2 separate regions of the Homo sapiens genome follow, and region 1 is linked to region 2. Evidence: read pairs that join two places in POLR2A ChIA-PET (ENCODE). Cell type or tissue: endothelial cell of umbilical vein. All regions are shown on one strand. Each heading gives the region's core, and the rest is flanking DNA. Links, peaks and the distances in the headings are about the cores only.

Region 1 (10,770 bases), core at 1,893-6,892, 160 kb after region 2:
AGAACCACTTGAGCCCGGGAGATCGAGGCTGCAGTGAGCTGTGATCGCGCCACTGCACTCCAGCATGGGTGAGAGAATGAGACCCTGTCTCTAAAAAATAATAATAATAATAATAATAATAATAATTTAAAAGGGAGGTGGCCAGGCGCGGTGGCTCCCTGTAATCCCAGCACTTTGGGAGGCCAAGGCGGGTGGAGCTCTTGAAGTCTGGAGTTCGAGACCAACCTGGGCAACACAGCAAAACCCTGTCTCTACTAAAAATACAAAAGTTAGCTGGGCATGCTGGTGCATGCCTGTAGTCCCAGCTACTCGAGAGGCTGAGGCAGAAGAATCGCTTGAACCTGGGAGGCGGAGGTTGCAGTGAGCTGAGATTGCGTCACCGCACTCCAGCCTGGGTGACAGAGCGAGACTCTGCCTCAAAATAAAAAATAAAATAATAAAAGGGAGGTGGAGGGGGAATTTTGGAATCACCAGTATGGTTCTTAAGTTTTTGTTTTCTACCAACTTCTATCCTCTCCATACACTCAATACTTTAATTATTTCCCCATTGGCCCCATCCACCAGAAACAAGATGATTTACAAGTGGTTCACTGTAAACGGGTCCTGTCAGTCCTTCACTATGAAGAATATACAAGATTTTACATTCTAGTACACACAGCTTTCACATATTTAATTAAAATCAGATTGTAGCTAGAGCTGCCAGTGAAAAAATGAAGCACTGCCAGACAGGAGTGAGAATGACCAAACAAAATAACCTATTTTCACATAGTCACCTCAAGGGTACCAATGCCTGTGTTTTAACTGTGAAATCACAGTCATTGTTCTGGTGAACAATGGCACAAAACAAGTTAAGTCCAGTGTGAAAGTTCATTTTCCTCGAGCTGAGCAAGAATATTTTGAAATCCTGACAAAAGTTTATTTATTAAGAAAATACATACACTTGAGACAGGAGATAGGAAATAGTTTTAAACAATCTGTTATCTTGTTACCCCAGCCATTTATATTTCCTTAAAAGTTAGAGTTGAAGTTGAGGATAACTTAACCTAAAAATAGAAAACACTGTGGTTCTAAAAGTAAATCACCTACAAGCTTTAAACCTATAACCAGCCATAAATTCCTACTGCTCAATGTATTCTTATTAAAGTTAGTATGTCATTCTCATAGAATTCCAATTGATAATGTTGGTGCTGATTCTTGTAACAAAGGAGGACTACATCAGGGAATTACGTAAGAGTAGATTGTGACTACCCACTTCCCCCTTCAAAAGCAAGTCACATCTCTGCCCAAAGGAAACAATTCCTTTTTGCTGTTTTAGTCCTGATCTACAGCAATAAAAAATTGATATAAATTTAATATCTAGAAAGAATATCCTTAGACTAGCAGATTGTCCCTGTTTTCTCAAAGGACCACAAGAGAAGGAAGAGGAAGAAAACTGAACAGATACTGGAAATAAAAGGTACTAAACCCGAAAAGATGTGAGATATAAGAAATTGCCCAGTTTCAGGCTGGATGTGGTGGCTCACACCTGTAATTCCAGCACTTTGGGAGGCCCAGGCAGGATAGCTTGAGTCCAGGAGTTCGAGACAGCCTGGGCAACACAGTGTGACCCCATGTCTACAAAAAAATTTAAAAATTAACCAGGCACATAGCAGGGCACGGTGGTACATGCCTGTAATATCAGCTACTTGGGAGGCTGAGGCATGAGAATTACTTGAACACGGGAGGCGGAGGTTGCAGTGAGCCAAGATCACGCCACTGCACTCCAGCCTGGGAGACAGAGCAAGACTGTCTCAAAAAACAGAAAGAAAGAAAGAAAAAAGTTAACCAGGCATGGTGGCACATGCCTGTAGTCCCAGCTACTCAAGAGGCTGAAGTGGAAGGACTGCTTGAGCCAGGGAGGTTGAGGTTACAGTGAGCTATGACTGTGCCACTGCACTCCAGCCCGTGTGACAGAGCAAGGCTCTGTCTCCAAAAAAAAAAAAAAAAAGAAGAATGAGGCCGCGCGCACAGGGGCTCACACCTGTAATCCCAGCATTTTAAGAGGCCAAGGTGAGTGGATCATTTGAGGTCAGGAGTTCCAGACCAGTCTGGCCAACATGGTGAAACTCTGTCTCTACTAAAAAATACAAAAATTAGCCAAGCGTAGTGGCAGACGCCTGTAATCCCAGCTAATCGGGAGGCTGAGGCATCAGAATCGCTTGAACCCGGGAGACAGAGTGTGTTGCAGTGAGCCGTGATCATGCCACTGCACTCCAGCCTGGGAGACAGAGCAACACACCATCTCAAAAAAAAGTAATAATAATGAAAGATAAGAAAGAGACAGAGAAAAGAGAGAAAGAAAAGAAAAAAGAAAAAAAGAAATTTCCCAGTTTCTGCTAGAAATGAAGGTAAATGGAAGATTCAGACAGACATTTCCAAGAGTTTTTTCAGGTCAGGCGTGGTGGCTCACACCTATAATCCCAGCACTTTTGTAGGATGAGGAGGGAGGATTACTTGAAGTCAGGAGTTCGAGACCAGCTTGAGCAATAAAGCAAGAACCCATCTCTACAAAAAAAAAATGTTTTTTTTAATTAGCTGGTCATGGTGGCGCACAGCCGTGGTCTCAGCTTCTCAGGAGGTTGAGGCAGGAGGATCACTTGAGCCCAGGAGTTTGGGAGATCAAGCCTGCAGTGAGCTATGATCACACCACTGCACTCCAGCCTGGGCAGCAGAGTGAGACCTTATTTCTAAAAAAAAAAAGAGCGAGCTTTTTCACTATGAGGTTTTACATAATGATACAAGAACTTTTTTGTCAAAAGAATATTTCTTCTTCTACAGGTTTTTCTCAAAAAGGGACAACCAAAAGAGCAATAAGAGGTGGCATCATGAGGACCAAGGTGAAAATAAGGGTGATCTTTGAAGAAGGGATTAGAGAAAAAAAGTACAAAAGCCTGGTCTATGAGCAATCTTGTGTCAAGCTGTACTGAGGAATTAAGATGATCAGAAATTTACTTAATTTACATTATCACTTCTACATTGATGTTTTCTCAAACTATAGGATAATTTCCTGTTTAAATAAATGACAGAGTATGTTGTACTAGAAAAGAGGAAGAGAAGGGAGGGGCAAGAAAATATAGTCTACAAAGCAGAAACCTGGATTCTCCAGGCATGGACAGGAAAAAATTAAGCAAAATTAAGTGGATTTTCATCAGAAGGTCTCTGGGAATCTATAAAAATAGATTTAAACTTAAAAATATTTAAACTTAAAAATATCTTTAGGCCGGGCACGGTGGCTCACGCCTGTAATCCCAGCACTTTGGGAGGCCGAGGCAGGCAGATCACGAGGTCAGGAGATCGAGACCTTCCTGGCTAACATGGTGAAACCCCGTCTCTACTAAAAAATACAAAAAATTAGCCAGGCGTGGTGGCGGGCGCCTGTAGTCCCAGCTACTCAGGAGGCTGAGACAGGAGAACGGCGTGAACCTGGGAGGCAGAGCTTGCAGTGAGCTGAGATTGCGCCACTGTACTCCAGCCTGGGCGACAGAACGAGACTCTGTCTCAAAAAAAAAAAAAAAAAAAAAAAAAATCTTTAAACTGGGTTTCACAGTTTAAAATCTAGAGGTCCACAAACTATATTTAAGGATTCAGCACTTCAGTCTTCACAGCAGAACTGAATGAAAAAATTCTACAGGGTCCAGTGCAGTGGCTCACGCCTGTAAACCTAAGCACTTTAGGAGGCCGAGGCAGACTGATAGCTTGAGCTCTGGAGTTCGAGACCAGCTTCGGCAACATAGTGAAACCCCATCTCTACAAAAAATACAAAAATTAGCCAGGCGTGGTAGCACACACACCTATAGTCCCAGCTATTTGGGGGACTGAGGCAGGAGTACTGCGTAAGCCCAGAAAGTGGAGACTGAAGTGAGCCAAGATCATGCCACTGCACTCCAGCCTGGGGGACAAAGTGGGACGCTGTCTCAAAAAAAAAAAAAAAAAAAAAAAAACTACAACCCTAACATTATTAACTCCATCACATTTTTGTTTGTTCGTCTTTAGCTCAGATCACCTTTTGGATCATTTTTTATTGTAATTTATAAATACTCTTTCCAAAACACTGTCACATTGTATAATTGAGAAAAGTATCTAGAAACAATCCAGATCAGCAAAAGTGTTGAGACACACACTCCCATGGGTGTCCTCAGATAATGCACAAAATAGTTTTCTAGAGGAAAGTAAAGCAAACAGACTGACTACTTCTGCAGTGATATTCCTAAAAGGCTTTATTAATATGTGGAAACTATTCATAGCTCATCAGTAACGGTAGCTTACCAGTAGCATAAAATAGATTTCCCATTATGTATGGGGCTATGCACAATTACTGGTTTGATGCATATAATGCCACCTTTCTCTCCCACCCAGTAAAAGCATACAGGAATGGAACTGAATAAAAATAATATCATTAGAGGGAAGACCTTGAATCCATTCCACTTATTTTAAAATATATATCATAACCTCAGTATGTCTACTACTGTTAATAATTACTTGTGACCTAGCTCATGAACAGTAGGCCCATTAATGTGTCACCACCCAGCAGTTGAGGACAGCTGGTCTGAAGGACTCAGAGGGGCAGCAGGGCGTAGGAAAAAAGGCTAGTTTGCAGCCAGACAGCCTGGGATGGAATCCAAGCTATGGCCTTTCCTGTCTTTGGGCAACTCACTGAATGTCATCCTTCTCATCTATCAAATGAGAAAAGTCATATTTTCAAGTTATTGTGAGAATTAGCGTTTATAAATCACCAACCACAGTTCATGCCTCATAAATGTTAGCTATTTTCATAGCATCATAGAATAAGGGTGACTTCCTGGGATTACTTCTGACTTAATAATGCTAGCACATATCTTTGAAAGTCATTTAAATAAAGCATTATTTCAAAATTAGCTTTCTGCATGAGTGATATACACAAGTTTCTAACAGAAAAATAAAAGGTAACCCAAGAAACCCATGTTAGTAAAAATAGTTACAAGAGTTAATTTCAAATAAAGTTAGTAAAGTCATAGATTCTTGGAAAAGGTGCAGAACATCTGAGAAAGCTAATCTTGCGGCCTCTTCTATCCTCAGGATGTGCTGTCTCAGCAGCAGATAAAATACTAATACTTTCATTCCTAGAATTCTGAGTTCTTACCTCCTCACACTCAACCAGTCATCGCTGCATTTTGTTTGAAAAGTAATGGAGGCCAGGCGCAGTGGCTCATGCCTGTAATCCCAGCACTTTGGGTAGCCGAGGGGGGTGATCACCTGAAGCCAGGAGTTTGAAGCCAGCCTGGCCAACAAGCTGAAACCCCTTCTCTACTAAAAATACAAAAATGAGCCAGGCTTGGTGGCGAGTGCCTGTAGTCCCAGCTACTTGGGAGGCTGAGGCAGGAGAATCACTTGAACCCAGGAGGCAGATACTGCAATGAGGCGAGATTGCGCCACTGCACTCTAGCCTGGGTTTATTTATTTATTTATTTATTTTTTTGAGACACAGCGAGATTCTGAGAAAGAAAAGGAGAAAGAGAGAAAGAGTGAGAGAAAGAGGGAAGGGGAGGGGAGGGGAGGGAAGGGAGAGAGGGAGGAAGGGAGGAAGGAAGGAAGGAGGGAGGGAGGGAGGGAGGAGAGAAGAGAGAAGAGAGAAGAGTAATGGGGAAAGACAGTCCCATATCAAAAATTTTTGGAATCTCTGGCCAAGAGGACCTTACATGGTGCCATCTTAAAAAGTCAAGCCTTAGGTAGAACAGTGCATTGTAAAGCACAATAGGAGAGTATAAACAGAAAAAAATATATATAAAAAAATATATATATAGGATTAAACTTTATTGAAACAAAGAGAACTGTACTGACTGACTGTGCCCAAAGCTGATGTAGGTGCCATGAAGAACAAATCTGTAAATGCAGTTTCCTAAGATATTCCTTTAAAACCACAACTGAAGCTACAAGTGCTCTTTAGTACAACCACTTTCTGAAATTTCATAAATACTGCCCATCATTTACATGCTCATCACTTGGCACTAGTTTATAAATAAATAAGACATGTTTGCTTAAAAAAAAATCAAAGCCTTGTTGGTACCTGCATGCTTGCTTGCATATACCTGGTAAAAATGGTTAATTTTATTTACCGTATCTTATTTGAAGAGGAAAGGAATAGGCTAATACATTTTATAGTTGAAAGAAATTTTATTAGCCCTTCACAAAGCTGTTAGATACCTTTTTTTAGAAATCATTTATCCATTATCTTGCTTTTTCATCAATCTCAAGCTTCTCATTTTTAAGAAAACTCTAGCTTCCATTTTACTGTTTTTATTTATTTTATTTTATTTTTAATTTTTGAGACAGGGTCTCACTCTGTTAACCAGGCTGGAGTGCAGCAGCGCAATCTCAGCTCACTGCAACCTTGACATCCTGGGTTCAAGCGATTCTCGTGCCTCAGCCTCCCGAGTAGCTGGGATTACAGGCAAACACCACCACGCCCAGCTAATTTTTGTATTTCTAGTAGAGACAGAGTTCCGCCATGTTGGTGAGCATGCTCACAAACTCCTGACTTCAAGTGATCCACCCGTCTCGGCCACCCAAAGTGCTGGGATTATAGGGCTAAGCCACCGCGCCTGGTCCATTTTAGAGTTTTTAAAATCCACACATAGGCCAGGCATAGTGGCTCACCCCTGTAATCCCAGCACTTTGAGAGGCCAAGATGGGCGGATCCCTTGAGCCCAGGAGTTCAAGACCACCCTGGGCAACACAGACCCCATCTCTACAAAAAAAATTTTTTTAATCAGTCAGGCATAGTGGTGCACACCTACAGTCCAAGCTACTTGGGAGGCTGAGGTAGGAGGATCACTTGAGCCTAGGAGGTTGAGGCTGCAGTGAGCTGTGATTGAAGTATTGCACTCCAGCCTGGACAACAGAGCAAGACCCTGTCTCACTCTTGTTATAAATAAACAAATAAATGTAATATTTATTTGTTATAAACAAATACCTAAAAGTTTGAATCTTATTCTAAATACAAAGGAAGTTATTAGAGAATTTTAAGTAGAAAAAAATTATTCTAAGATCTCAATGACTATATTTGGGAACTGGCAGTATCATCCATACTACAGTAATAATCTAGAGATTAGTACAGTAATTTCAAACAGGAACCCCTGGGTCCTTAAAAGTCCATGTAGATAATAATTGGGAGTCCATTAATTGACATTAAGATTTCAAAATGCTTCTTAAAAATTGTAGCTTTCGGCCAGGCACAGTGGCCTGTAATCCTAGCACTTTGGGAGGCCGAGGCGGGCAGATCACCTGAGGTCGGGAGCCCGAGACCAGCCTGACCAACATGGTGAAACTCCGTCTCTACTAAAAATACAAAAAAAAATTAGAGGGACATGGTGGCACATGCCTGTAATCCCAGCTATTCGGGAAGCTGAGGCAGGTGAATCGCTTGAACCTGGGAGGCGCTGGCTGCGGTGAGCCGAGATCACACCATTGCCCTCCAGCCTGGGCAACAACAGGGAAACTCTGTCTCAAAAAAAAAAAAAAAAAAAGTAGCTTTTCTGGAAAGGGAACTGTATAAACTAATTGATTTTCTCCCTTTCCTGGTGGCTGATTTTCTAATTACTTAATCGCTCCTCATGTGGTATAGTTATCCCTCAGTATCTGTGTGGGATTGGTTCCAAGACTCCCAGGATGCTCAAGCCCCTTACATAAAATCGTGTAGTACGTACAGATAACATACGCACATTCTCCCGTACACTTTAAGTCACCTCCTGGTTAGTTATAATACTCAGTACGATGCAAATTCCATGTAAATGGTTGTTATGCTGTATTGTTTAGGGAACAATAGCGAGAACAAAAAACACGTACATGCAACCACAATTTTTGGTTTTTATTTTTTTTGGAACACTGTATTTTCAATTTGATGATGGTTTAATCCACAGATGTGGAACCCACACACATGGAGGGCTGACTATACATGTGGTGTGTACTCGTCCTCTTGTTCTATGACATTTAGGATTAATTTTTTTTTAACAGATAAACTTAGTTTTTTTACTCAAAAACAATTTCAGGCCCCAAGGGTGGTAGTTAGAAATCATTCATCTCATTTAACCCTTTTCAAGACAGACGAGAACACTGATGCCTGCGGCTGTCATAAGTGACAGGCCAGGAATGGAATCTCAGCTTCTGACTGTGCATTCAGCTCTAACTGCTGTACTCACTGCCCTGCCAGCTATGGTTTCACAAGCATTCATACATTCCTTTAAAAAACTATAAACTCACCTAATGACAAATTATTTATGCTAAGAAATGATAAAACCCAGTAAGAAGAGCAAAGAGGTTTTTTAAAAAGTTAAAAGTGGTATATTTCATAGTAAAAGCCTTTATACAGTAACACCTTATCTTTAAAAATATTCATTGACAAAAGCAAAAATATCATTAAATATATAATCTTCTAAATCTAAATCTGTGATGAATGAATGAGGAAATGCATGCAAGAGAAATTACTAGTGCTGACCAAAGAAGAAACAAGCTAGGTCAGGTCATAAAGGCCTGCCCGATAGTGTCGCCTTTAATATCTTTCCCATATAGAGGAATAAGAAGATAATTTCACTTGACGATAAGGTTACCCATTTGGGATCTATATTCTGGTAGATTTTACAATCTGTATGATACAGCATATGTTACTAGGGAGACAGCAAATATAGTGGTTATGGGTATGGATGTTATGGGTATGGATGAATTATGTCAGACAGATCTTCAATCCAGGCTTCTTACTTATTATAGGAACTGAAGTAAAGTATTCATTCTCTAGACTCAGTTTCCTCCTGTGTACAAAAGAGAAAACAGGCCAGGCGTGGTGGCTCACGCCTGTAATCCCAGCACTTTGGGAGGCCAAGGTGGGTGGATCACAAGGTCAGGAGTTTTAGATAAGCGTGATCAACATGGTGAAACCCCATCTCTACTAAAAATACAAAAAGTAGCCAGGTGTGGTGGCGTGTGCCTGTAATCCCAGCTACTCAGGAGGCTGAGGCAGGAGAATCACTTGAACCCGGGAGGCGGAGATTGCAGTGAGGAGAGATAGCGCCACTGCGCTCCAGCCTGGGCGACAGAGTGAGACTCAGTCTTTTAAAAAAAAAAAAAAAAGAGAGAGAGAGAGAAAAGAATGCCTATTTCCTAAGGTTGTTGTCCAGACTGAATGAGGTACTGACTATAAAGAATTTAGCACAGTGGTTGGGTGGGGTGGCTCACAACTGTAATCCTAGCACTTTGGGAGGCCGAGGCAGGAGGATCACCTGAGGTCAGGAGTTCAAGACCAGCCTGGCCAACATGATGAAACTCCGTCTCTACCAAAAAATACAAAAATTAGCCAGGCATGGTGGCACGCACCTGTAGTCCCAGCTACTTGGGAGGCTGAGGCACGAGAATCACTTAAACCTGGGAGGCAGAGGTTGCAGTGAGCCGAGATCACGCTACTGCACTCCAGCCCGGGCAACAGAGCAAGACTGTGTCTGGGAAAAAACAAAAACAAAAACAAAAACAAACAACAACAACAACAAGAATTTAGCACAGTGTCTGGCATGTGGAAAGCACTCTATAAATGTTAGCTATTTTACTATTTCATCACAGATTCTTATAGGACAGTGGCCACCACTTACGTATGTACTCCAGAATCTGACACACTGTAAGCATTTAACATTAAATAATCCAAAATATAATAGCTAGTTATGGTTTTACCAAAAACAAAATTTAGGTCATTATTAAACAAAAATGCTAAGGATCAGGCATATGGCACGTTTCCTAAAGCATCCTGTATAGAACCATCTCTACCATTCAGTAAATTATAGAAGAGGAAATTGTTTTCTTCCGTATGAAGCTTTATGGAAATCATGACTAACAATGCATTGTATTCTAGATATTTACTTTTATTACTCTGAGAGTATCTGTGACCAACAGTGGAAATACAAGCAAAAGGATGTGCACAGGAATTTTAGGACAGTCTGTCTTAACACCTTAGCAGCAAACAGAACTTGTACTCCTCCAGCCTCCTTTCTCTCTCCCTGTCCCCTTTTCTTTCCCTTTCTCTCCTCCCTCAAAGACACTATGTCTCACCCTCTTCCCCTCCCTTGTCTTCCCAGTTGTCTATGCTGGTGTGTCCTGTATTAACAAAATGGGCCATAAGCCTGAGCCTTGGGGTTATCACAGAGAATTTAGCTTCACTCACTCTTGGGCCAATTTCACTATAAAGAGTTTTATTTCCAGTAGATTTCCAAAATTAAATGATCATTATACCACAGTGTCTTAGTCTGTTTTCGTGTTGCTATAAAGAAAATACCTGAGGCTGGGTAGTCTATAAAGAAATGGCGCAGCCAGGCATGGTGGCTCACTGCCTGTAATCCCAGCACTTTGGGAGGCCAAGGATGGGTGGACTGCTTGAGCTCAGGAGTTTGAGATCAGCTTAGGCAACATCTTTGTAGAGATGGCAAAACCCCATCTCTACAAAAAATACAAAAATTAGCCAGGCATGGTGGCACATGCCTGTGGTCTCAGCTACTAGGGAGACTGAGGTGAAGGACTGCTTGAGCCCAAGGAGATTGAGGCTGCAATAAGCCAACATTGCACCACTGCACTCCAGCCTGGGTAACAGAGACTCTGTCCCACACCCCCCACCCACCCTCCCCGAAAAAAAAGAAAGAAAAAGAAAAGAAATAGTTGGCGGCTATACTACGCAAGAGGCATGGCGCCAGCATCTACTTCTGGTGAGAGCTTCAGGCTGCT
Region 2 (10,770 bases), core at 3,656-8,655:
AAAACTGAACAAAAGAAGCTATAAAATAGTTTAGGACGGGCACAATGGCTCACGTCTGTAATCCCAGCCCTTTGGGAGGCCGAGGCGGGAGAATCACTTGAGCCCAGGAGTTTGAGGCCAGCCTGGGCAATTTAAGACCCCATCTCGGCCGGGCACAGTGGCTCGCGCCTGTAATCCCAGCACTTTGGACGGCTGAGGCAGGTGGATCATGAGGTCAGATCGAGACCATCCTGGCTAACATGGTAAAACCCTGTCGCTACTAAAAATACAAAAAATTCGCCAGGAATGGTGGCGCATGCCTGTGCTACTCAGGAGGCTGAGGCAGAAGAATTGCTTGAACCCGGGAGACAGAGGTTGCAGTGAGCTGAGATCACGACACTGCACTCCAGCCTGGGCAACAGAATGAGACGCCATCTCAAAAAAAAAAAAAAAGCCCCTGTCTCTACTAAAAATCAAAAAAATTAGCTGGGTATGGTGGCAGGTGCCTGTAATTCTAGCGACTTGGGAGGCTGAGGCAGAAGGATTGCTTGAGCCTGGGAAGTTGAGGCTGCAGGGAGTGGTGATTGCACCACCGAATTCCAGCCTGGGTGACAAAGCAAGACCCTGTCGCAAAAGTAAAATAAAATAAAAAAATTTAGAGATGCTTTAAAACTCTTCTCAGCTGCATCTTCCATTTGGATTTAATGTCAGGAAACACTACAATGGTATAAAAATAAGATAAATGAAATCATAAAAAATGCTTTCTTCAGAATACATAAGCCAAAAATAAACACAGCCATAATCATTTGAGCAATTTAGTTAAAAGCCACAAAATACTTCAAAGTTATCACCACATGCTAACACATGTATTAATAACAAATACCTCATGTCCTGAATAAGAGAGACCCTGAGCGTTGGCAACATAACTCCTGAGTCAGATTTTCTTCTTTCTGGTCCGAGGGCAACTATGTAGAAAAATATCAACAAAATATTAGAAAAGTAATAAAAAATATACATGGTTCATATTAAATACTTTGAAACTGCTTCGATAAGAACAAATTTTAACAATATATATCATCTAGCCCAAAATGTCAAAAAACAAATTTTAAAGAAAATAGGGTCTTGCTCTGTCACTGAGCTTGGAGTGCAGTTTGCAGTGGCATGATCGTGGCTCACTGCAGCCTCAACCTCCTGGGCTCAAGCGATCCTCCCAACTTAGCCCTGTCCAGAGTAACTGGGATTACAGGTGTGCACCACCACACATGGCTCATTTTTAAAATTTTTTGTAGAGACGGGGTCTCCCTATGTTGCCCAGGCTGGGCTATATTATTAACACAGTAAATCAGCTATTTTCTTTTCTTTTTTTTTTGAGATGGAGTTTCGCTCTTGTTCTCTAGGCTGGAGTGCAATGGCACGATCTCAGCTCACCGCAACCTCCACCTCCCAGGTCCAAGCCATTCTCCCGCCTCAGTCTCCCGAGTAGCTGGGATTACAGGCATGCACCACCACACCTGGCTAATTTTTTGTATTTTTAGGAGAGACAGGGTTTCTCCATGTTGGTCAGGCTGGTCTTGAACTCCCGATCTGAGGTGATCCGCCTGCCTCGGCCTCCCAAAGTGCTGGAATTACAAGCGTGAGCCACCGTGCCCAGACCCAGCTATTTTCTTTCTATGTAATCTGGAACTGCTTTTGGAAATTTTAAATGAATCACAAAAGACTACCTAGCAAACAATGCAATGTGTACAAATTTTGGCCATAAGGACCAGGCACTTTTTTTTGTATTTTTTTTTTTAAATATAGTCTTGCTCTGTTGCTCTGTTGCCAGGCTGAAGTGCAGTGGCGTGATCTTGGCTCACTGCAACCTCCGCCTCCTGAGTTCAAGCAATTCTCATGCCTCAGCCTCCCGAGTAGCTGGGACTACAGGAGTGCGCCACCACGCCCAGCTAATTTTTGTATTTTTTAGTAGAGACGGGGTTTCACCATGTTGGCCAGCTGGTCTCGAACTCCTTAACTCAAGTGATCTGCCCGCCTTGGCCTCCCAAAGTGCTGGGATTACAGGTGTTAGCCACCATGCCTGGCCAGTTACTTTCTAGTTACTTGTTCTAATAGCTCTAGATAATTACACATGAAAGCAATGTATATAAATTAAGCTACTAAAAAATGTGAAACATCTCTGGGCTCATGAACTGAAGTCACACAATTAAACTCTTGAGTGTTTGAAAAAAAATCTAAGCTGTGTACGGTGGCTCACTCCTGTAATCCCAACACTTTGGGAGGCCAAGGCAGGAGGATTACTTGAGCCCAGGAGTTCAAGACCAGCCTGGGAAACATAGGGAGACCAGCCTGGACTACACAGAAAGACCCCGTTTTTGCAAATAATTATATGGGTTTGGACAATGGGAAGCTAAATATATATATGTCTTTTTTTTTTTAATTAGCTTTTTTTTTTTTTTTTAAATCAGCTGAGCATGGTGGTGTTCACCTGTAGCACCAGTTGCTTGGGAGGCTGAGGTTGGGAGGATCATCTGAGCCCACCACTGCACTCCAGCCTGGGCAACAGAATGAGACTGTCTCTGAAAAAAAAAAAAAAAGGCCAGGCGCTGTGGCTCACACCTGTAATCCCAGCACTTTGGGAGGCCGAGGCGGGCGGATCATGAGGTCAGGAGATCGAGACCACCCTGGCTAACACGGTGAAACCCCATCTCTACTAAAAAATACAAAAAATTAGCTGGGCGTGGTGGTGGGCGCCTGTAGTCCCAGCTACTCGGGAGGCTGAGGCAAGACAATGGCATGAACCCGGGATGCAGAGTTTGCAGTGAGCCAAGATCATGCCACTGCACTCCAGCCTGGGTGACAGAGCAAGACTCTGTCTCAAAAAAAAAAAAAAAAAAAAAAAAATCTAAGATTTCGGACTCTTCAATCTGATAAGTTTCTACCTTAAAGTTCAGAGTCCAAACTACAGTAATTACAGCATGCAAAGTGAGTAATCTAAATAGACACTAAGTATAATGTCCATGAGTATTCTCTTATGAAGCCTGAATAGCTAACATTTATTTAAGAATAGCTAACATTTATGAAAGCTAACAATTATGGGATTACAGGTGCGTGCCACCACACCTGGCTAATTTTTGTATTTTTTGTAGAGACGGGGTTTTGTCTCTTATGTATGAAAGAAGAAAGATTATTCTCATATAGCAACGGCTAAGCAAACATCTATTGGCTAATATATTGTAGTTGCAGTGTTTGGTCTCGTGCTCAATGAGATGCCATGGAGTTTAGGCCTTTCATTTCTATCTTCCCATCTATAAATAAAAATGAAATTCCAACATCATACTCAGCAAATACACCTATATAAGTAGAACTTAGAATGTGAATTTTTGCTGTATATTAAACCTGCCATTTTCTCAGGTTTTAGATTCATTCTACTTTGGGGGGCTGGGATACAATACCAAAACACATAAATATATATGAAGTTGGCACTAAAGGAAGATAGGGAACATTTTGGTGTATTCGGATCCCTATGCTTTTGACACTAGCAGGTATAAATGAGTACTGATGGGGTTGCCAGAAGGAAGAGGTTGTGGCCAGTCCAATCTAAAAGCACTACTTTCAAGGGCCTTCCATACCATGTGGATGATAAATAGGACATTTGTTGTGGCGATTTTGGGAGGGAGTTTCAATGGGGCACTAGACCCATTCATCTTGACACCCAAGAGGTAATAAATGCTGAAGAAATTGTTCCAGACTTGCAGGGAATGTGTTACATGTTATTAAAGAAAGCATATCTTTTTTTCTTTTCTTTTTTTTTTTTTTTTGAGATAGGGTCTCACTCTTGTCGCCCAGGCTGGAGTGCAGTGGCATGATCTCGGCTCACTGCAGCCTCCACCTCCGGGCTAAGCGATCCTCCAACCTCAGCTTCTTGATAGCTGGGATTACAGGTGCATGCCACCACACCTGGCTAATTTTTGTGTGTTTTTTTTTTGTAGAGACGGGGTTTTGTCTCTATGTTTATGTTGCCCAGGCTGGACTCAAACTCTTGGACTCAAGCGATCTGCCTGCCTCGGCCTCCCAAAGTGCTGGGATTATAGGCATGAGCCATCACACCCGGCCACAGCTTTCTTTTTGAGGACAAAGTGAGATGGCTCAGAGAAGGCCTCTACACTCCAGATGATTAGACAGAATGAAAGATGGCCACACAGGCGGTAAGAAATAGGTTGACAGAGGAAAAAAGGGGAGTTGAAACCATAATTAACAAGTTGGCTAGAGGGAGACACGACAACCAGAAGTAATCATGCCTCTTAAACTAGAGAACAAGTGAGAAACTTCATTTTAAATAATAGAGATGGGGGTCTCACTATGTTGCCCAGGCTGGTCTCAAACGCCTGGCTCAAGGAATCCTCCCACCTTGGCCTCCTAAAGTGCTGGAATTACATGTGCGAGCCAGTGTGCCTGGCAATTCCTGTTGTTTAAACCACACAGTTTGTGGTACTCTATTATGGCAGCCCTAGGAAATGAATGCAGTAATTTATTAGTGACTCTGGAGAGAAGAGTTTAAAAGCCTGTGAGCAGAGGGCAAATTAGGGGTTAGGAAATGGAACCACTTCTTTTATCTAGAGACCTAAAATCTAAGAAGGTTTCCATGAATCCTACTCCAGCTAGAAGAGAATTTTATAAACTATGTAAATGTATACTTCCATTACTATTTCTTAATTGAAAATACTCAAACAATAGGCCACTTTCTCCTTCAAAATAAAGATTCATGGATTTAATTCTTGGCTACGAGAATTTGCTCATCTGCCTGAATCAAACTACAAAAATAGCCAGATGTGGTGGCGCATGCCTGTAATTCCAGTTACTTGGGAGGCAGAGGCAGGAGAATCTCTTGAACTCGGGAGGTTGCAGTGGGCCGAAATCATGCCATTGCATCCAGTCTTGGCAACAAGAGCGAGCGAAACTCCATCTCCAAAAAAAAAAAAAGAATGAACACAAGTTAAACATTTTATTTATTTTCTATTTGGAGTGGTGAATTTTATAAATGTAGCACAGACAGCACGTTTGTAGAGGGCAGGGACTGTATGTTTCTACAGTACCATGTACAGTCTATAGGTAGGTAAGTAATTAATAGATAATTTCTGATGAAGATAAGATGAAGAGTGACTCAAAATTCCTGGGTTAGATCCAGAATAACCACTTAAAAGCAGCATTTCTGGCCAGGCACAGTGGCTTACACCTGTAATCCCAGCACTTTGGGAGGCTGAGGCGGGTGGATCACCTGAGGTCAGGAGTTTGAGACCAGCCTGGCCAACATGGTGAACTCTGTTTCTACTAAAAATAGAAAAATTCACCAGGTGTGGTGGCACACGCCTGTAATCCCAGCTATTCAGGAGGCTGAGGCAGGAGAATCGCTTGAACCCAGGAAGTGGAGGTTGCAGTGAGCCAAGACTGCGCCATTGCACTCTAGCCTGGGCAACAAGAGCGAAACTCCATCTCAGAAAAAAAAAAAAAAAAAAAAGGAAAAAAGGCAGCATTTCCACTCCCTTCAGTGGAAGGGCTCTACACCTACCCCCTGCCAAAATCCATTTCCAGTTTAGTAGAACCTTGTCTGAAGGTGCAAAGTTTAAGAACTGGCTCAACGTTTTTATTTATTATTATTATTTTTTGGAGACAGGGTCTTGCTCTGTCACCCAAGCTAGAGTGCAGTGGTGGGATCACAGCACTCACTGTAGCCTCAACCCCCTGGGCTCAAGTGATCCTCCCACCTCAGCCTCCCAAGCATCTGGGACCACAAGCATGTGTCACTATACCTGGCTAATTAAGAAAAATAAATTTTTTTTGTAGAGACTGGGTCTCACTATGTTACCTCAGCTGGTCTCAAACTCCTGGGCTCAAGTGATCCTTCCACCTTGGCCTCCCAAAGTGTTGGGATTACAGAACTGGGTCACCATATCCAGCCTCCCAACAATTTTTTTTTTTTTTTTGAGACAGCATCTTGCTCTGTTGCCCAAGCTGGAGTGCAATGGCGTGATCTTGGCTCACTGCAACCTCTGCCTCCTGGGTTCAAGAGATACTCATGCCTCAGCCTCCTGAATAGTTGGGATTACAGGTGTGCACCACCATACCTGGCTGACTTTTATATTTTTAGTAGAGACGGGGTTTCACCATGTTGGCCAGGCTGGTGTTGAACTTCTGGCCTCAAGTAATTTGTCCTCCTTGAGCTCCCACAGTGCTGGAATTACAGGCATGAGCCACCACACTCAGTCCTCCCAACGAATTTAAAGGTTAAAACTTTTGAGTGATATGTCAAGAACAGTCTTTGTTCTAGGACCAATTGTATTCTGAACTTCTTTCTCTGAAATAGGATTTCAAACTACTAGGTGCAGTGATCACTAGATCAAAATTAATACTGCCTACCCACTATGGTCCCTATCTTTCCATTCCTCTGCAACTCTTAAAATGTCTCTGACTCCTGTTTAGTGCTGCTTCTGAAGACTCATGATAATAATCCAGCATCTAGTCTCATCATGATTCAGTGCTAGTAAGAATAATGTTCAAACCCATCAAAATTTTTTTTTGTTTTTGACATGGAGTCTCACTTCATTGCCCAGGCTGGAGTACAGCGGAGCAGTCTTGGCTCAATGCAACCTCCATCTTCCAGGTTCAAGCGATTCACCTGCTTCACCCTCCTGAGTAGCTGGGATTACAGACACCTGCCACCCATGCCTGGCTAATTTTTGTATTTTTAGTAGAGAGTGGGTTTCATCATGTTGGCCAGGCTGGTCTCCAACTCTTGATCTCAAGTGACCCATCCACCTAGGCCTCCCAAAGTGCTAGGATTACAGGCATGAGCCACCGTGCCCAGCCCATCATAAATCTTTAAGGATCTTTCCTAAATATGACAATGCAGACTGTTTATTGCCATTCATTAGGAAGCTTAATAATTGGCAAAAAAAGTATTTGGTGGAAAACCAGATTTTAAAAACTTAATTTTTGCATAATTACAACTTATTACTTAAGAATGAGAGATTTCAATTTAAACTGATGTTTTAATACATATTTCATATTCCTATAAATATACATCTTTTCTGAGAAGGAGTCTTGCTCTGTTGCCCAGGCTGGCATGCAGTGGCGCAATCTTGGCTCACTGCAACCTCTGCCTCCCAGGTTCAAGCGATTCTCCTGACTCAGTCTCCTGAGTAGCTGGGATTACAGATGCCCACCACCATGCCCGGCTAATTTTTTTTAATTTTTAGTAGAAACAGGGTTTCACCATATTGACCAGGCTGGTCTTGAACTCCTGATCTCAGGTGATCCGCCTGCCTTGCCCTCCCAAAGTGTTGGGATTACAGGCGTTGAGTCAACATGCCTGGCCTCATTACTATTTTTTTAACAGAAAAACTGGCAGAGAAGATGGACACTAGAGAATGCTTTTAAACTTGATCTGAATCTTTATAAATATAGTTACAGCCAAGGACAACAGAACCTTGGCATTCTGATTACAGGAGCTCCAGGGCAATGTAGTCAGCTTATATTCCTAGCTGTCTGATTAAATACATTTAAACACTAGGTTTCTAACAATAAATACTACATTTAGGATAGTGTTGCCCTCTAGGGGCAGTGAGGGAAAAGAAATTAGGATGAATAAAAGGGTCTTTAAGGTCAGGCACGGTGGCTCACTCCTGTAATCCCAGCACTTTGGGAGGCCGAGGCGGGTGGATCACGAGGTTAGGAAATCGAGACCATCCTGGCTAACACAGTGAAACCCCGTCTCTACTAAAAATCCAAAAAAAAAAAAAAAAAATAGCTGGGCGTGCTCACGGGCACCTGTAGTCCCAGCTACTCGGGAGGCTGAGGCAGGAGAATGGCATGAACCCGGGAGGTGGAGCTTGCAGTGAGCCGAGATCGCGCCACTGCATTCCAGCCTGGGCGACACAGCGAGACTGTGTCTCAAAAATAAAAATTAAAAAAAAAAATAGCCGGGCATGGGATATGCACCTGTAATCCCAGCTACTCAGGAGGCTGAGGCAGGAGAATCACTTGAACCTGGGAGGCAGAGGTTGCAGTGAGCCGAGATCGTACCACTGTACTCCAACCTGGGTGACAAGATCGAGACTCCATCTAAAACATTTCTGAATGTCCAAAGTCATCCATACTTTTTGAAAAGGTTCCGAAATGGCTGATTCAGTATAAAGCAATTTTATCTCAATTAGCTTCCCATAGTTACTTCTACTTTTTTGTGAAATAAATGGTTATTTTACATAAAGAAAAGCATGTGTTGTTGTGAAAAATACACAGTAGGTAGAACACTTAGCTTAAAAAATCCTACATAATTAGCTAAAAAATTATGACACTTCTAACATGTTATATTTTCTATAAATTGAAGAGAGATTCAACTCCTGAAATTTTTGAGACATATGTACATATTTTCTCCCTGAAAGATCATTAATGATGGTTATAAAAACTTTTTTTTTTTTTTTTGAGATGGAGTCTTGCTCTGTCACCCAGGCTGTAGTGCAGTGGCGCCTTCTCGGCTCACTGCAACCTTTGCCTCCCGGGTTCAAGCGATTCTCCTGCCTCAGCCTCCCCAGTAGCTGGGACTACAGGCACCTGCCACCACGCCCAGGTAATTTTTGCATTTTTTGTAGAGATGGGGTTTCACCGTGTTGGCCAGGCTGGTCTCAAACTCCTAACCTCAGGTGATCTGCCCACCTTGGCCTCCTAAAGTGGTGGGATTACAGGTGTGAGCCACCGTGCCTAGCATAAAACTTGTAAGAAAAAAAAAAATTCTAATGCTAGTGAGAGTAATGTATCCTTGTATGGCCATTTACAATTCATTGGGGGTTTTCACATGATACCTTATTTGATCAGCATGACCGTTCTAGCCTAGGTAATCTCATTTTTCCTATTTTATAGATGACGAAGCAGGACTTCAGAAAGGGCAAGTAACTTTTCCCAGGTCTCACAGTTAGTAAGTAATATTGCTCCTTCTACTTTATCCCATTATTGGCAAAATGAGTAAATTTTAGCTTGAGAGAGAAAGAGATCAAGACAAGGCCAAATAGTATTGAGTCTTCTCAGAGTCCAGTGCTGCTAGTTCTTTACCAATGATGTCATACCTGGTGATTCTGCAAGGTGCTCTTGTTTCTCTTCTCTGTCCTGAAATTGAATTAAATGTGACCACAAAGCCGACTTCCCCTGAAAGTACAAGATGTGTAAAAATTTCATAAGAAATAATTCATCAAAAAATAATTTCTCATCCAAATCATTCATATTCCAATAGCCATTTAGAAGTCTGGTGACCCAAGCTCACTCATTCCTAGTTGTATGACATTCTGAGCATCTTCTGCATGTATCATAAAGGTCATCCTGTACCTCACTGACAAGACTACCAAGAGCCTGGGAAAAGGAAGCAGCTAAGCAAAGGGCCAGCATGGCAGGCAGAAGATTTCTGATGTCTGCTAGGTTGTTACTTGGTTGTATGTAATTAGGGCTGTCTACATGGGCTACATTAGTAACCATGGAATTAAAATGCTCTAGCAGCACAGAATGTACTTGTGTACATCTACATGTAAAATATGTTTGGATATATGGAGTGGCGATAAGAGAAAAAAATCGAGGTGAGAGGAGAAAGAGAAAAAGGGAAGAAGAAAGAAACATGCACACATCAGAAAAAAATCAGAAAGGGAGACTAGAGAGACAAAAGCAAAGAGACCATTTGAATGATTTCACCCTGAATTATTAGATAACTTAAAATGGTAAGGAACTGTTAATTCTGGACAGTGACAAAGGCAAACATTTAATGGAACTTACTAGGGATACAGCCTCTGCAATGATGTGCTATTTCATCCTTTCCCGCTTAGCAGGAAAGAGCCCAAACCACCTCCTGCTCATGGGTTATATTTTCTTTTTCTGAAATTAAAATGCCTGTGGCATTTTTCTAGTCCCCTTGTGACAAAAGAGCCTATTTTTTTTTAATGACATATTTGTCTCCTTGTTACATTTCTTAACAGGGCTCTTAACTGGCCATGTCACCAGGACCTCCTAAAACTGTTACCTGCTTGACCTGCAAGCCATGGCTCCATATCCTCTCCAGCAGGTCACAAAGGCTGGCGATCAAGGTGTTCTCCTCCAGGCCGGTGATGTTTGCTTCTCCATGGCCAAGTTCCACCGCTTCATGTCCCATCTTCTCCACCAACATGCGCTTTGTCTAAGAATATCACGTGTAGTCATAAGGCACCCCAGCAGTGAAACCAAAAACCAACAAGTCAATTACTAAAGTAGGAGACTTGGTTTCCCTTCATTATACTTCTATTTGCAGATTTGTAATCACCTTGGGAAAAAAATCTCTTAATCTTGATGTTCAACTAACTGGACTAATATAATTTATATGTCACTATTTTGTCAGAAAAATGGAGTGTGACTAAAGAGAATATAAGATAATATTTGTAAGGCATCCCCATGTTGAAAAGATGCTTATATACAACAGTTGTCAAATTATTAACTTCTGTGATATTGGGGAATTACAGCAGACTTAGAAAATGTACTGTCAGGGCTGGGCATGGTGGCTCACACCTGTAATCCCAGCACTTTGGGAGGCCCAGGCAAGTGGATCACCTGGGGTCAGGAGTTCGAGACCAGCCTGGCCAACATGGTGAAACCCTGTCTCCACTAAAAATACAAGTTAGCCGGGCAGTAGTGGCACACGCCTGTAATCCCAGTTATTTGGGAGGCTGAGGCAGAAGAATTGCTTGAACCCAGGAGGTAGAGGTTGCAGTGAGCTGAGATCACATGCCA

Evidence for each region. Peaks named below come from ENCODE experiments on the same cell type or tissue, not always from the same donor. Only the 100,000 strongest peaks of a DNase experiment are listed, where the experiment ranks them.
Region 1: POLR2A ChIA-PET joins it to region 2 with 8 read pairs; 4 of 35 experiments call an interaction of 5 or more read pairs at or near these places.

What each region holds. Positions count from the first base shown.
Region 1 is chr12:31,574,172-31,584,941 of GRCh38, forward strand. All of the region lies in intron 1 of DENND5B (DENN domain containing 5B), which reads right to left. Among named protein-coding and RNA genes, the nearest start is that of DENND5B-AS1, 10 kb to the right of the region's middle. RefSeq lists a silencer at 1,030-1,230. In endothelial cell of umbilical vein, for the core only: no CTCF peak of the experiment used is centred there; a DNase peak (open chromatin) is centred at 4,640.
Region 2 is chr12:31,414,505-31,425,274 of GRCh38, forward strand. DENND5B (DENN domain containing 5B) reads right to left here. Exons shown (of 21, transcript NM_144973.4): 10 at 10,031-10,183; 11 at 9,093-9,171; 12 at 863-944. Among named protein-coding and RNA genes, the nearest start is that of LINC02387, 51 kb to the left of the region's middle. In endothelial cell of umbilical vein, for the core only: no CTCF peak of the experiment used is centred there; no DNase peak of the experiment used is centred there.